3 separate regions of the Homo sapiens genome follow, and all the other regions are linked to region 3. A link is a contact called in ENCODE Hi-C or POLR2A ChIA-PET data. All regions are on one chromosome and are shown on one strand. Each heading gives the region's core, a stretch centred on a gene start or an enhancer-like site at or near the end of the contact. The rest is flanking DNA. Distances are from core to core; before and after follow the strand shown.

Region 1 (4,459 bases), core at 987-3,486, 360 kb after region 3:
CACACACTACTCCCCACCCCACAAGCCAGGGGTCTGCAAAAGTTTTTTGGTAAAGGGCGAGATATTAAATATTTTAAGATTTGCAGGCCACGTAGCCTCCGTCACAGCTACTGGACTCTGTCATCAAACAAAAGCACCTACAGACATTACAGGACCCAATGAGTGTGGGTGTATTCCAGTAAAACTTTATGGAGGCCAGGCGCAGTGGCTCATGCCTGTAATCCTAGCACTTTGGTAGGTCGAGGCAGGAGGATTGCTTGAGGCCAAGAGTTCAAGACCAACATGGCCAACATAGTGAGACCTCATCTCCAAAAAACAAACAAACTTACAGACACTGAAATTGGAAATTCATATAATTTTCTTTTCTTTTCTTTTCTTTTTTTTTTGAGATGGAGTTTCTTTCTTGTTGCCCAGGCTGGAGTGCAATGGCGCGATCTCAGCTCACTGCAACCTCTGCCTCCCGGGTTCAAGCGATTCTCCTGCCTCAGCCTCCCGAGTAGCTGGGATTACAGGTGCCCACCATCACATCAGGCTAATTTTTGCATTTTTAGTAGAGATGGGGTTTCACCATGTTGGCCAAGCTGGTTTCAAACTCCTGACCTCAGGTGATCCGCCCGCCTCAGCCTCCCAAAGTGCTGGGATTACAGGCATGAGCCACCACGCCCAGCCAAAATTCATATAATTTTCATACACCAGAAAATATTATTTTTCTTTTGTTTTTGTTTTCCAACCATTAAAAAACATAAAAATCAACCGGGCATGGTTGCTTATGCCTGTAATCCCAGTGCTCTGGGAAGCTGAGGCAGAAGGATCACTTAAGTCCAGAAGTTTGAGACCAGCTGGGGCAATACAGCAAGACCCCATCTCTTAGAAAAATACTAAAATTAGCAGGGTGTGGTGGTGCACGCGTGTAGTCCCAGCTACTTGGGAGGCTGAGGTGGGAGGATTATCTGAGCCCGGGATGTTGAAGCTGTGGTGAGCCATGATCGCACCACTGTACTCCAGCCTGAGTGACAGAGGTGAGAACCTGTCTCAAAAAAAAGTTTTTTTAAGTTAAAACTAGGCCAAGCATGGTGGCTCATGCCTATAATCCCAGCACTTTGGGAGGCCAAGACAGGCAGATCACCTGAGTTCAGGAGTTTGAGACCAGCCTGGCCAACATGGTGAAACCCCGTCTCTACTCAAAATACAAAAATTAGCTGGGCATGGAGGTGTTTGCCTGTAATCCCAGCTACTCGGGAGGCTGAGGCAGGAGAATCACTTGAAATCAGGAGGCAGAGGTTGCAGTGAGAAGTGATCACACCACTGCACTCCAGCCTGGGTGACAGGGAGAGACTTCGTCTTTAAAAAAAAAAAAAAAGTAAAAACCATTCTTAGGTTGTAGGCTGTATAAAAACAAATGACAGGCTGGATTTGGCCACCCGACTGTAGTTTGCTGACCCCTGCCCTAAGCTTACCCTGGCTAATATTTGTTTCATAGCATTCATCACCTTCTAACAGACTGTAATATTTACTTGTTTATTATGTTTATTTTCTAGCATCTCCCCTGGAGCTATCAGCCCCAGCTTCCTAACAGCTCCAGGAAGGCAGGGATGTTGGCTGTCTGGCACATAGCAGGTGTGCAGTAAGGATTTATTAAATGATCAAATACATGGATGAATCCTAATGACTGTTGGGATCATGAACCCATTCTTGCTGCCCGGCTAAGTGCTGGACCCTAGAATTTGAGATTGAGAGGAGGAGGAGAGCACAGAATCATTTTCTTTCTCTCTCTCTCTTTCTTTCTCTCTCTCTCTTTTCTTTCTTTCTTTCTCTTTCTTTCTTTCTCCTTCCTTCCTTCCTCTCTCTCTCCTTCCTTCCTTCTTTCGTTTCTCTCTCTCTCTCCTTCCTTCCTTCCCTCCTTCTTTCCTTCTTTTTTTCTTTCCTTTTTCTTTTCTATTTTTCCGAGTCTTACTCTGTCGCCCAGGCTGGAGTGCAATGGTGCAATCTTGGCTCACTGCAATCTCCGCCTCCCAGCAGAACCATTTCCTTTCATCCCAAACTTTGAGCTCCATGATTTCATCCTGACTGCATATGATGTCACATGTCAGGGGACCTGTGAGCCACCGGAGGTGAGCAGCATGCCCAGGGCACAGCTCACCTCCCGAGAGATGCCACCCTGCTTCAAATTACAGCAGGAAGGAAGAGTGACTCACCCTCTCAGATGTGGAGGCTTCCTGTGACGGACCCAGGACAGCCCACCCCACACTTCACCTCATAATCACAGCCACAGCCAGTTCACTGGAGGCTTCCTGTGAACCGTGTATGATTGCATGGATTCCTCACCACTTCACATGGTCCCATTTTGTATTACAGAAGAGGAAACTGAGGTTCAGAGGAGTGAGCTCACTTACCTGACATCACACTGTCAGTAAGAAGAATAGCTAAGCCAGGTGCGGTGGCTCATGCCTGTAATCCCAGCACTTTGGGAGGCCAAGGCGGGTGGATCGCCTGAGGTCAGGAGTTCGAGACCAGCCTGGCCAACATGGTGAAACTCTGTCTCTACTAAAAATACAAAAATTAGCCAGGCATAGTGATGGACGCCTGTGTTCCCAGCTACTCAGGAAGCTGAGACAAGAGAATCTCTTGAACCTGGGATGTGGAAGTTGCAGTAAGCTGAGATTGCACCATTGCACTCCAGCCTGGGCAACAGAGCAAGACTCTGTGTCAAAAAACAAACAAACAAACAAACAAAAAACCTGAGATTCATTCCTTTCTGCACACTTGGCCTTAACCACCAGGCCCCACTGTCTCCGATTCATCCCTCTGCCATCTCATCCTGGATTTCAGGCCTCAGGTCCTGTGTCATCTCCCAGCATGGTTTTGTTTTTGTCTTTTTTTCTTTTCTTTTTTTTTTTTTTAAGATGAAGTTTTGCTCTTGTTGCCCAGGCTGGAGTGCAATGGCGCAATGTTGGCTCACTGCAATCTCCGCCTCCGGGGTTCAAGCAATTCTCCTGCCTCAGCCTCCTGAGTAGCTGGGATTACAGGCATGCACCACCACGCCCAGCTAATTTTGCATTTTTAGTCAAGACGGAGTTTCTCCATGTTGGTCAGGCTGGTCTCGAAGTCCCGACCTCAGGTGATCCACCTGTCTTGGCCTCTCAAAGTGCTAGGATTACAGGCGTTAGCCACCCTTCCTGGCCATGTATTTTGTTTTTTAAGACAGGGTCTCATTCTGTTGCCTAGGCTGCAGTGCAGTGTCATGATCATAGCTCACTGCAGCCTCGAACTCCTGGACTCAAGTGATCTTCCCACTTCAACCTCCCTAGTAGCTGAGACTACAGTTTCACACCACCTCACCCACCTGATTTTTAAAAATTTTTTGTAGACACAGTCTCGCCTTGCTGACCAGGCTGGTCTCAAACTCCTGGGCTGAAGCGATCCACCTGCCTTGGACTCCCAGCGTGCTGGGATTATAGGCGTGAGCCACTGCACGTGGCCTCCAAGCATCACTGTATCATCAGGTGGACATAACAGTTCCATAAAATCCGGAATTGAGGCCAGGGACAGACTAAACCCTCAAACAAACATGAGCTCTTATAAATATTGGCCCAACTATTTATTTATTTTTATTTTATTATTATTTTTTTTTTTTTGACAGAGTCTTGCTCTGTCGCCTAGGCTGGAGCACAGTGGTGTGATCTTGGCTCACTGCAACCTCTGCTACTTGGGTTCAAGTGATTCTCCTGCCTCAGCCTTCCAAGTAGCTGGGAATACAGGCACATGACACCATGCCTGGATAATTTTTGTTTTTTGTTTTTTGAGACGGAGTCTCACTCTGTTGCCCAGGCTGGAGTGCAGTGGCGCGATTACGGCTCACTGCAAGCTCCACCTCCCGGGTTCATGCCATTCTGCTGCCTCAGCCTCCCAAGTAGCTGGGCCTACAGGTGCCCGCCACCATGCCCGGCTAATTTTTTTTTGTATTTTTTAGTAGAGACGGGGTTTCACCTTGTTAGCCAGGATGGTCTCGATCTCCTGACCTCGTGAACCACCTGCCTCGGCCTCCCAAAGTGCTGGGATTACAGGCGTGAGCCACTGCACCCGGACTTTTTTTTTTTTTTTTTTTAGTAGAGACAGGGTTTTACCATGTTGGCCAGGCTGCTCTTGAACTCCTGACCTCAAATGATCTGCCCACCTCGGCCTCCCAAAGTGCTGGGATTACAGGTGTGAGCCACCATGCCTGGCCCCAACTATTTATTGTACCATTGTTGGGTACACCATTTTCCACTGTAGTCACATTGAGGAGTGTTGGAAGATTTTAAAGTCCTACGGGGGTGTGCTCGGGAGGCTGAGGTGAGAGGATCACTTGATCCCAGGAGACTGCAGTGAGCTGTGATCATGCCACTGCACTCCAGCCTGGGCAACGGAGCAAGACCCTGTCCCCCCCAAAAAATTGCCTTAAAAAATATCTTATTAGGCT
Region 2 (3,877 bases), core at 1,146-3,645, 510 kb before region 3:
ACGCAGCAAGCCCAGGCGGCGGTGGAAAGGCTGGAGGACACACCTAAACATGTGGAATCCCAATGCCGGGCAGCCAGGGCCAAATCCATATCCCCCCAATATTGGGTGCCCTGGAGGTTCCAATCCTGCCCACCCACCACCTATTAATCCACCCTTTCCCCCAGGCCCCTGTCCTCCTCCCCCAGGAGCTCCCCATGGCAATCCAGCTTTCCCCCCAGGTGGGCCCCCTCATCCTGTGCCACAGCCAGGGTATCCAGGATGCCAACCGTTGGGTCCCTACCCTCCTCCATACCCACCGCCTGCCCCTGGAATCCCTCCTGTGAATCCCTTGGCTCCTGGCATGGTTGGACCAGCAGTGATAGTGGACAAGAAGATGCAGAAGAAAATGAAGAAAGCTCATAAAAAGATGCACAAGCACCAAAAGCACCACAAGTACCACAAGCATGACAAGCATTCCTCCTCTTCCTCCTCCTCTTCCAGCAGTGATTCTGACTGAATACAGGCCCTGGACCCTTCCCTCAAGTCCCACCAGTTCTGCTCTCCCATCAAGCTTCAGATGCCACGTTGTACTGGGGGAATGTAGCCCTTGTGCTCCCCACCCCCTACCTCCACCTGAGCCTCACCCTGCTGTTGAGCCCTGAGTGGCTAGGGGAAATAGGAAGAGGATTGCCATGGCCTGGCCATCTTGTTGCTGCTTGGAGAGATCATATAGCTAATGAATTAGGCAGGGGAGCTATTTTTTGAAGATGATGAACTAAATGTTGAAGACAAGTTTGAGATCTGTAAAATGTGATTTTTTACTTCCACTTATAATACTTGTGATTGGGGAGGTTTGTGGAAATTCAATTATGATGAAAAACCTCTATCTTTTTTGTAATGTTGGCATACTTGGGGGATTTAGTGGCAAATACATTCCCCAGCAGGCCTTTTGTTGGTTGCACTAACTGCAAGGTTGCTGGGAAGTAGAGTCCATTTGGTTGATGAGCTTTGACTGCGGTTTTGGAACCTTACCTCTCCTCCTTAGCCCAATATGCTGTCTCGGGTCCTATTCAAATAAAGTTATTTCTCCTGGTCTAAAAAAAAAAAAAAAAAAAAAAAGAATAAGGAGAATGAAATCTCTTGGCTGGGAGTGAGACAGCTGGCTGGCTTCCTATTTTGAGGTGGTTTAGTGAAAAAGAACAAAAGCCCCTTACTCAAGCTGTAGCTTGTCTGCAGCAGGATAATTAAGGAATCAGAGAGACCGTGGGGTTGAGGAGGAATTATTTAATTATTCAGGTGCACCGACCCAGTCAGATTAACATCCAAAGGACTGAGCCCTGAACAAAGAGTCAAGCTACCTTTTAAGCATTTCGTGGGGCTGGGGGAGATCTGTGCAGGGGGAAGCATATCACAGAAGTGAGAAACAAAGACAGTCATTCAATTGAGACATGCATTATATCATTTTTTTTTCAAGGAACAGCATGTTTTACGACTTGAGATTATCTGTCTAGTGATCTTACAGCTGCACAGCTAGAGAAACAGAGTCTTCACAATGCCTGGGAAAGGGAGAGATAAGGCTCACTAGCCATAGAAAAACAGGCAGTTAATTTTAAAGGACTCCAGCTCTTTCTCTTCCTCAGGGGGAATTGGGTTTTCTTACATACAACTAAGTTTTGCTTACACATTCTTTATTTCTTTTAATTCCTGTTCTATACCTAACCTCCAGCCAGTCAGCATCAGAGGCCCAAGAAGCTATTAACCACAAGTTCCTGCTTTAGGGGCTTAGGGACTTCCCCAGGAAGCCACAGGAACAGCTTAGGTTTCAACTTACAGTGATAATTTCCTTATTTCAATGCTAAAAATCATGCTCAGAGGTAGAGATTTAAAATGCCAATATTACATGCAATGTATGAAAAACCATGTTGAACCATTGTGCAGGCGCCAAGAAATCCCTTGTTAACACATGATGACAGGCACATCATGGCATCTGGACCCCTACAAGACAGATCGACTTGCTCCCTGTGGGGAGCAGCCTACCCTTTTCCTTTCACGGTGCTGACCTCCCTTCTGCACAAACGGAAACAAACTTTTTTTTTTTTTTCTCTTTAATACTGTGTCTGGTAATCTCACTTGATTTCTATCTTAGGAGACTACAACAAGCCAGGATGATGGTAACATCTCTGTCAAGATGACATAGATTTATTTTTCCTGGCTCCTCTCTGCTAAAAACCCTGGAATAACATAACAGACATTCTTAAGAGGACTCTGAAAGATAAAAAGAAGGAAAACTGACAAGGGCCTTAGAACTCGAGAAACATCTCAGTGGCCCAGCATCTCTCAATTTCCCACCCAACGACAGGACGTGGTCTAGATCCAGCATCTCCCCAGCCCCCTATCCAGCGGCAGAAAGCACCCAGGTAGGTGCTTTCCCCACCCTAGTGGATGGCAGAGATGAAGGAAGAGCCCTGCTGGCACCACGCAGCCCAGGGAAGTACTCTCCACCCTTTTGTGCCAGTGTCTCCTACTCCTAACGTAGCAGCACCAAGCAGGCCCCAAGAAAATGCTTTTAACCTCCATTGGTGGTACTAACAGGAATTGGGTATGAGCTCAACCAGCACCAGGCAAATGAAATAGACCGGAATAATAATGCAAGGGCTCTGAAAACTAAATTGTCATTGGAATCATAGCACACAAAAGTAGGCCAGGACCTGCATGCTAACCTAAAAACAGTGACTGCTAAAATGGAAGAGTTAAATAGGATCCAGGGTCTCCTCTCATAATACCAGAAATGTCCAGGATATAATTTAAAAATCATACATAATATGAACAACCAGAAAAATCACAACTTGAATGAGAAAAGCCAATCAACAATCTAACACTGAGATGAAAGATTTTAGAATTATCTGACAAAGATCTAAAGTAGCCATCATAAAAATGTTTCACCAAGCAAGTAGAAATTCCTTGCAAAGATGGGAAAGAAAAGAAAATCTCACCAAAGAAATGGAAAGTATGTTCTTAAAGAATCAAATGAAAATGATAAAACTGAAAAATACAATAACTAAAATAAAAACTCACTGGAAAGGCTCAAGAGCAGAGCAACTATGACAAAGGAAATAAGAAGTGAACTTGAAGATAGAACAATAAAAATTACCCAATCCAAAAAACAGAGAGACAATCAACTTTAAAAAAGAGAAACAGAAAATGACTAACAAGGGCTCAGAGAACCTGCAGGACAATTATAAAATAGCTAACATTTGTATTATCAGATTAACAGAAGGAGAAAAGAAAGTGGGGCTGAAAAATATTTGAAGAATAATGACCAAACCTTCCCAAATTTGGCAAAAGACATAAACCTACAGATGCAAGAAGCTAAACAGAATAAATCTGACGGATTCCATGCCAAAACACAGTATAACTAACTTATGAAAACAAAGGCAAACAATGAAACTATCTTGGAAGCAGCTAGAGAGGAATTATAAATTGTCTATAGGGAACACTGATCAAATGACAAAAAATTTCTTATCAAAAACCATGGAGAAGAAAGCCTGGAGCAATACTCTTCAAGTGCTGAAAGAAAATAACTATCTGCTGAGAATCTTTTTTTTTTTTTTTTTGAGACAGTCTCGCTCTGTCCTCCAGGCTGGAATGCAGTGGTGTGCTTTTGGCTCACTGCAACCTCCACCTCCCAGTGATTCTCCTGCCTCAGCCTCCCAAGTAGCTGGGACTACAGGCGCCCGCCACCATGCCCGGCTAATTTTTGTACTTTTATTAGAGACAGGGTTTCACCATGTTGGCCAGGCTGGTCTGGAACTCCTGACCTTGTGATCTGCCCGCCTCAGCACCCCAAAGTGCTGGGATTACAGGCGTGAGCCACTGTGCCCAGCCGAGAATCTTATAT
Region 3 (4,238 bases), core at 1,512-4,011:
AAAAAAAAAGAAAAAGTACAGGTAGAATGTGTGCATCCTCTCATCTGCCTGTGTCTTCATTGGAAAACACCTGTGCTAGCCTTTATCTGTGTCTGCAAGTGAATATTTGAGGTCTCTGCTCTATTTATTTTATTTTATTTATTTATTTTTGAGACAGAGTTTATTTATTTATTTATTTTTGAGACAGAGTCTTGCTCTGGCGCCCAGCCTAGGGTGCAGTGGCGACATCTCAGCTCACTGCAACCTCCGCCTCCCGGGTTCAAGCGGTTCTCCTGCCTCAGCCTCCCTTGTGGCTGGGATACAGGCACCTGCCACCATGCCCAGCTGATTTTTGTATTTTTAGTAAAGGCGGGGTTTCACCATGTTGGCCAGGCTGGTCTTGAACCCTGGGCTCGAGTGATCCTGCTGCCTTGGCCTCCCAAAGTGCTGGGATTATAGGTGTGAGCCACTGCACCTGGCCTCTGTCTCAAGTATTTTGGAAACATCATGCCTGCCTTTATCTCTTTTTTGTCTGAGGGTTGGCCTCTCTGCCTCTAAATCTGTCACTGGGCTTGTTTTGGGGGTCCATCTCTTGACTGTCCTGGTCTCTCCCTTTTCTCCTCCTCTTCTCCCTTGGCCTTTCATCTTTCTCTTCTTCTCCACTTGTGCCTACATTTCTTTGGGCTGTGTCTGTGTCCCTCCCGGTCAGCCTCTGGGTACTTCCTTCCTCCCTCCCAACAGCCCCCTCCCCCCTCACCCTTTTAGAGCTGGACTCCGGGCTGGCTTTTCCCTCTGGCCCCAGACCTGCCCTCCAGTGTCTCCCTGTCTCCACCCTCTTTGGCAAGGTGCACCACGACGCCCTTTTGAACCCTGGATCCCAGACCCTGTACTGCCAGAGAAACTGAGGCAACTGTGGGCTCCCTCTAGCTCTGAGAGAGGAACCTCTTCGCTGGGGAGACTCTTGATGGGGTGAGACGCAGGGACATCTGCCGGGGAACCAGAGGACAACCCAATCCTGGGGTTCCTCAGGTGGGGTTGGGGGGCTGGGGATGGAGAATTCTGTGGGGAGGAGGCTTAAGTGGAGGGTGATTTGGGGGAGAGGAAAAAGATGACTGGGAGATTCTGGAGAAAGAGATTCTAGGGGCTGGGCGCGGTGGCTCACGCCTGTAATCCCAGCACTTTGGGAGGCTGAGATGAGTGGATCATTTGATGTCAGGAGTTCGAGACCAGTCTGGCCAATATGGTGAAACCCCGTCTCTACTACAAATACAAAAATTAGCCGGGCGTGGTGGTGCATGCCTGTAATCTCAGCTACTCAAGAGGCTGAGGCAGGAGAATCGCTTTAACCGGGGAGGCAGAGGTTGCAGTGAGCAGAGATCATGCCACTGCACTCCAGCCTGGGCGACAGAGCAGGACTCTGTCTCAAAAAAAAGAAAAAAAAAAAACAAAAAACAGAGAGATTCGGCCGGGCGTGGTGGCTCACGCCTGTAATCCCAGGACTCTGGGAGGCTGAGGCGGATCACATCACCTGAGGTCAGGAGTTCGAGACCAGCCTGGCCAACGTGGTGAAACCCCATTTCTACTAAAAATACAAAAAACGACCAGGGCGTGGTGGTAGACGCCTGTAATTCCAGCTACTCGGGAGCCTAAGGCAGGAGAATCTCTTGAACCCGGGAGGCGGAGGTTGCAGTGAGACGAGATCGCACCACTGCACTCTAGCCAGGGCAACGAGCGAAACTCCGTCTCAAAAAAAAGAGAGAGATTCTAGGGTGGGGACGGGGAAGAGGTTAATTCTTGGGGGAGGGTCTCTTAGGAGAGGGGGATTCTAACGGAGGGAAAACTCCAGGGAAGGCAGTTGCTGGGAAGAGGAGTCTCGGAAGGGAAATAAACTCAGGAGAAAGGTAGATTTTGAGGGACGGGTCTCTGAGAGAAAAGTTTTTGTGGATTTGCGGGGCGGGGTGTTCTGGGAAAGGGGGATTTGCCGGGAAAGGGGGATTTGCCGGGAAAGGGAGATTCTGGAGGAGGGAGATTCCAGGGGTACTGGGTCCTGACAAGAGAAAGATTCTGGGAAGGGTGACTGAGGGGACGAGGACCGAATGGAGGGAGATTCAGGGAAAAGGGGGGTCTAAGTTGAGCACTCTTAAGAGGGACATTTGGGGTTGGCCATCTGAGAGAAGGATGGGAAACATTCTGGGAAGAGGAAACTGAAAGGAAGGACATTCTGGTGAAAGGGAGATTCTGAGGGGAAGGGGCTCTGAGGGGAAAAGGATTCTGGGAGAGGATCCCCAAGGAGGGGGATTCTAGGGAGGATAGGATTCTGGAAGTCCTTAATCTGAGAATCCAGCCAGATTTCTTGCAGTAGATTCCAAAGGAAGATTCTGATGCGGGGGATTCGGGGAGGAGGGAGTCCAGAGGGGAGAAAGATTACAGGTGTTGGGAGGGTGGGAACTGATTTAAAGAAAGGGCGAAGGGAGATTATTAAAGAGCCAGAATGCAAAGAAGAGCTGCGGTAGTCGACTACAGAGGACGCGAAGCACACTCCCGCAGCCTTCCCTTCAGTCCGCACACGACACTCCCAGGCCCCGCCCCTTCCGCCCACAGAGCCCGCCACTTCCGCCTCACAGGGCCCGCCCGCTCTGAGCGCCTAAGGGCCTTCCCGCCGCTGACCAGACGCCCCGCCCGTTAGCCGCAACAGAAGCCGTAAAGCTCTCTCCCGTCGCGACGCAGTGCTCAAGGCGCCTGCGCAGACCCTGAAAAGCGGCCAGGGTGGCCCCTAGCTTTCCTTTTCCGGTTGCGGCGCCGCGCGGTGAGGTTGTCTAGTCCACGCTCGGAGCCATGCCGTCCAAGGGCCCGCTGCAGTCTGTGCAGGTCTTCGGACGCAAGGTGAGCCAGACGCCGGATGGGAAGGGGAGGGGAAGGAGAAGGCCAGGGTCTGGGAGAGGTCGGTGGGCAGGAATCTAGGGGGTAACATGGGAGCTGGAGCCGGAGCTCACGGGGCCCCTGTTTCTCTTGTATCTTACAGAAGACAGCGACAGCTGTGGCGCACTGCAAACGCGGCAATGGTCTCATCAAGGTGAACGGGCGGCCCCTGGAGATGATTGAGCCGCGCACGCTACAGTACAAGGTGCTGGGATCCGGCACCGGCGTTGAGTGGATGGAGGACTCTTGGAGACAGAGATGTTGTAGCTCTTGAAAGCTGGGGGGGCTGGCATCAGCAACGGGATGTTTAGAAGTTGTGTTGGGTGTAGAACAGTGGGGTATTTGGCAATAGAGCTGGGCTTGGGGTTCAGAAGATGTAAAAGCTGAGATGGGGTTGTTGAAGATTAAGGGTTTGCTTTGAGAACTGGGATGTTAGGAAGCTCACCTCACTGGGGCGGGGGGACCCAAAGGGTGAAGGGACACCGACTATTTTTTATTTTATTTATTTGTTTTGAGAGGGAGTCTCGCTGTGTCGCCCAGGCTGGAGTGTAGTGGCGCGATCTCGGATCACTGCAACCTTCGCCTCCCGGGTTAAAGCGATTCTCCTGCCTCAGCCTCTTGAGTAGCTGAGATTACAGGCATGCACCACCACGCCCGGCTAATTTTTGTATTTTTAGTAGAGACGGGGTTTCGCCATATTGGCCAGAGTGGTCTCGAACTCATTACCTCAGGTGATCCACCAGCCTCGGCCTCCCGAAGTGCTGGGATTGCAGGCGTCAGCCACCGTGTGCGGCCGAATTTGGGTCTGTTTAAATGCTTGCTTGTAAAAGGGGTTCCTCTGTTCCCTTTTTGGGACTCTCAATTTCTTTGGCTCAGAATGGAAAGAAACCAGAGTCTGATTTCTGCCCCTTCTGAACTCTACTACTTTTAAAAGAAAGAATATCTACATTGCAGGGTCAGTTAAAAAAATTTTTTTTGAGTTATAAGGTTCTTTTTTAAAAACAGTATCTTGCTGTCACCTACCCTGGAGTGCAATAGCACAATCCTAATGAACTGCAGCCTTAAACTCCTGAGTTGGAGATCCTCCCACCTCAGCCTTTCGGTTGCCAAGACTACAGGCACATCACCACGCCTGGCTCATTTGAGAAATATTTTTCTGTAGACGTGGGGTCTCACTTTATTGCCCAGGCTGGTCCTTGGTCTCATGTGATCCTTCTGCCTGGACTGGGATTACAGGTGTGATCACCATGCCTGGCCTAGAATTTAATAAAAATTCTGAGATTTCCTTTGTGTAGCAGATGTTGAATGTTACTGTTATTGGCTGTCACTGTATTTGAAGG

What was found. A loop is a pair of places that touch in the nucleus more often than their neighbours do. ChIA-PET counts read pairs that join two places held with the same protein, here RNA polymerase II (POLR2A). Pooled maps may share reads with other maps.
Region 1: a loop to region 3 is called in a pooled map, with 6 times the contacts of the local background. The contact joins the enhancer-like site here to the promoter of RPS16 in region 3. A Hi-C loop is called at or near these places in 2 of 50 pooled maps. POLR2A ChIA-PET finds 5 or more read pairs at or near these places in 7 of 52 experiments (A549, HCT116, K562 and 4 more).
Region 2: a pooled map shows a loop between it and region 3 (4-fold over the local background). The contact joins the enhancer-like site here to the promoter of RPS16 in region 3. A Hi-C loop is called at or near these places in 1 of 37 single-sample maps with no recorded cell type and 7 of 50 pooled maps. POLR2A ChIA-PET finds 5 or more read pairs at or near these places in 2 of 52 experiments (HepG2 and Panc1).

Annotation. Positions count from the first base shown.
Region 1 is chr19:39,071,533-39,075,991 of GRCh38, reverse strand. No RefSeq gene overlaps it. Among named protein-coding and RNA genes, the nearest start is that of ACP7, 11 kb to the left of the region's middle. RefSeq lists an enhancer at 1,346-2,545. Within about 2 kb of position 2,236, at least 9 of the 41 ENCODE cell types and tissues checked have a DNase peak (open chromatin) inside an H3K27ac peak, as active enhancers do; they include HCT116, PC-9 and Panc1, where a contact is called at or near this core.
Region 2 is chr19:39,939,854-39,943,730 of GRCh38, reverse strand. It overlaps the pseudogene PRR13P5. Among named protein-coding and RNA genes, the nearest start is that of FCGBP, 7.2 kb to the right of the region's middle. RefSeq lists enhancers at 1-249, 1,793-1,882, 1,983-2,062. Within about 2 kb of position 2,395, at least 12 of the 41 ENCODE cell types and tissues checked have a DNase peak (open chromatin) inside an H3K27ac peak, as active enhancers do.
Region 3 is chr19:39,434,472-39,438,709 of GRCh38, reverse strand. RPS16 (ribosomal protein S16) reads left to right here and starts at 2,761. Exons shown (of 5, transcript NM_001020.6): 1 at 2,761-2,862; 2 at 3,002-3,103. The coding sequence starts at 2,815. RefSeq lists enhancers at 556-1,324, 2,988-3,567 and a silencer at 2,508-2,607.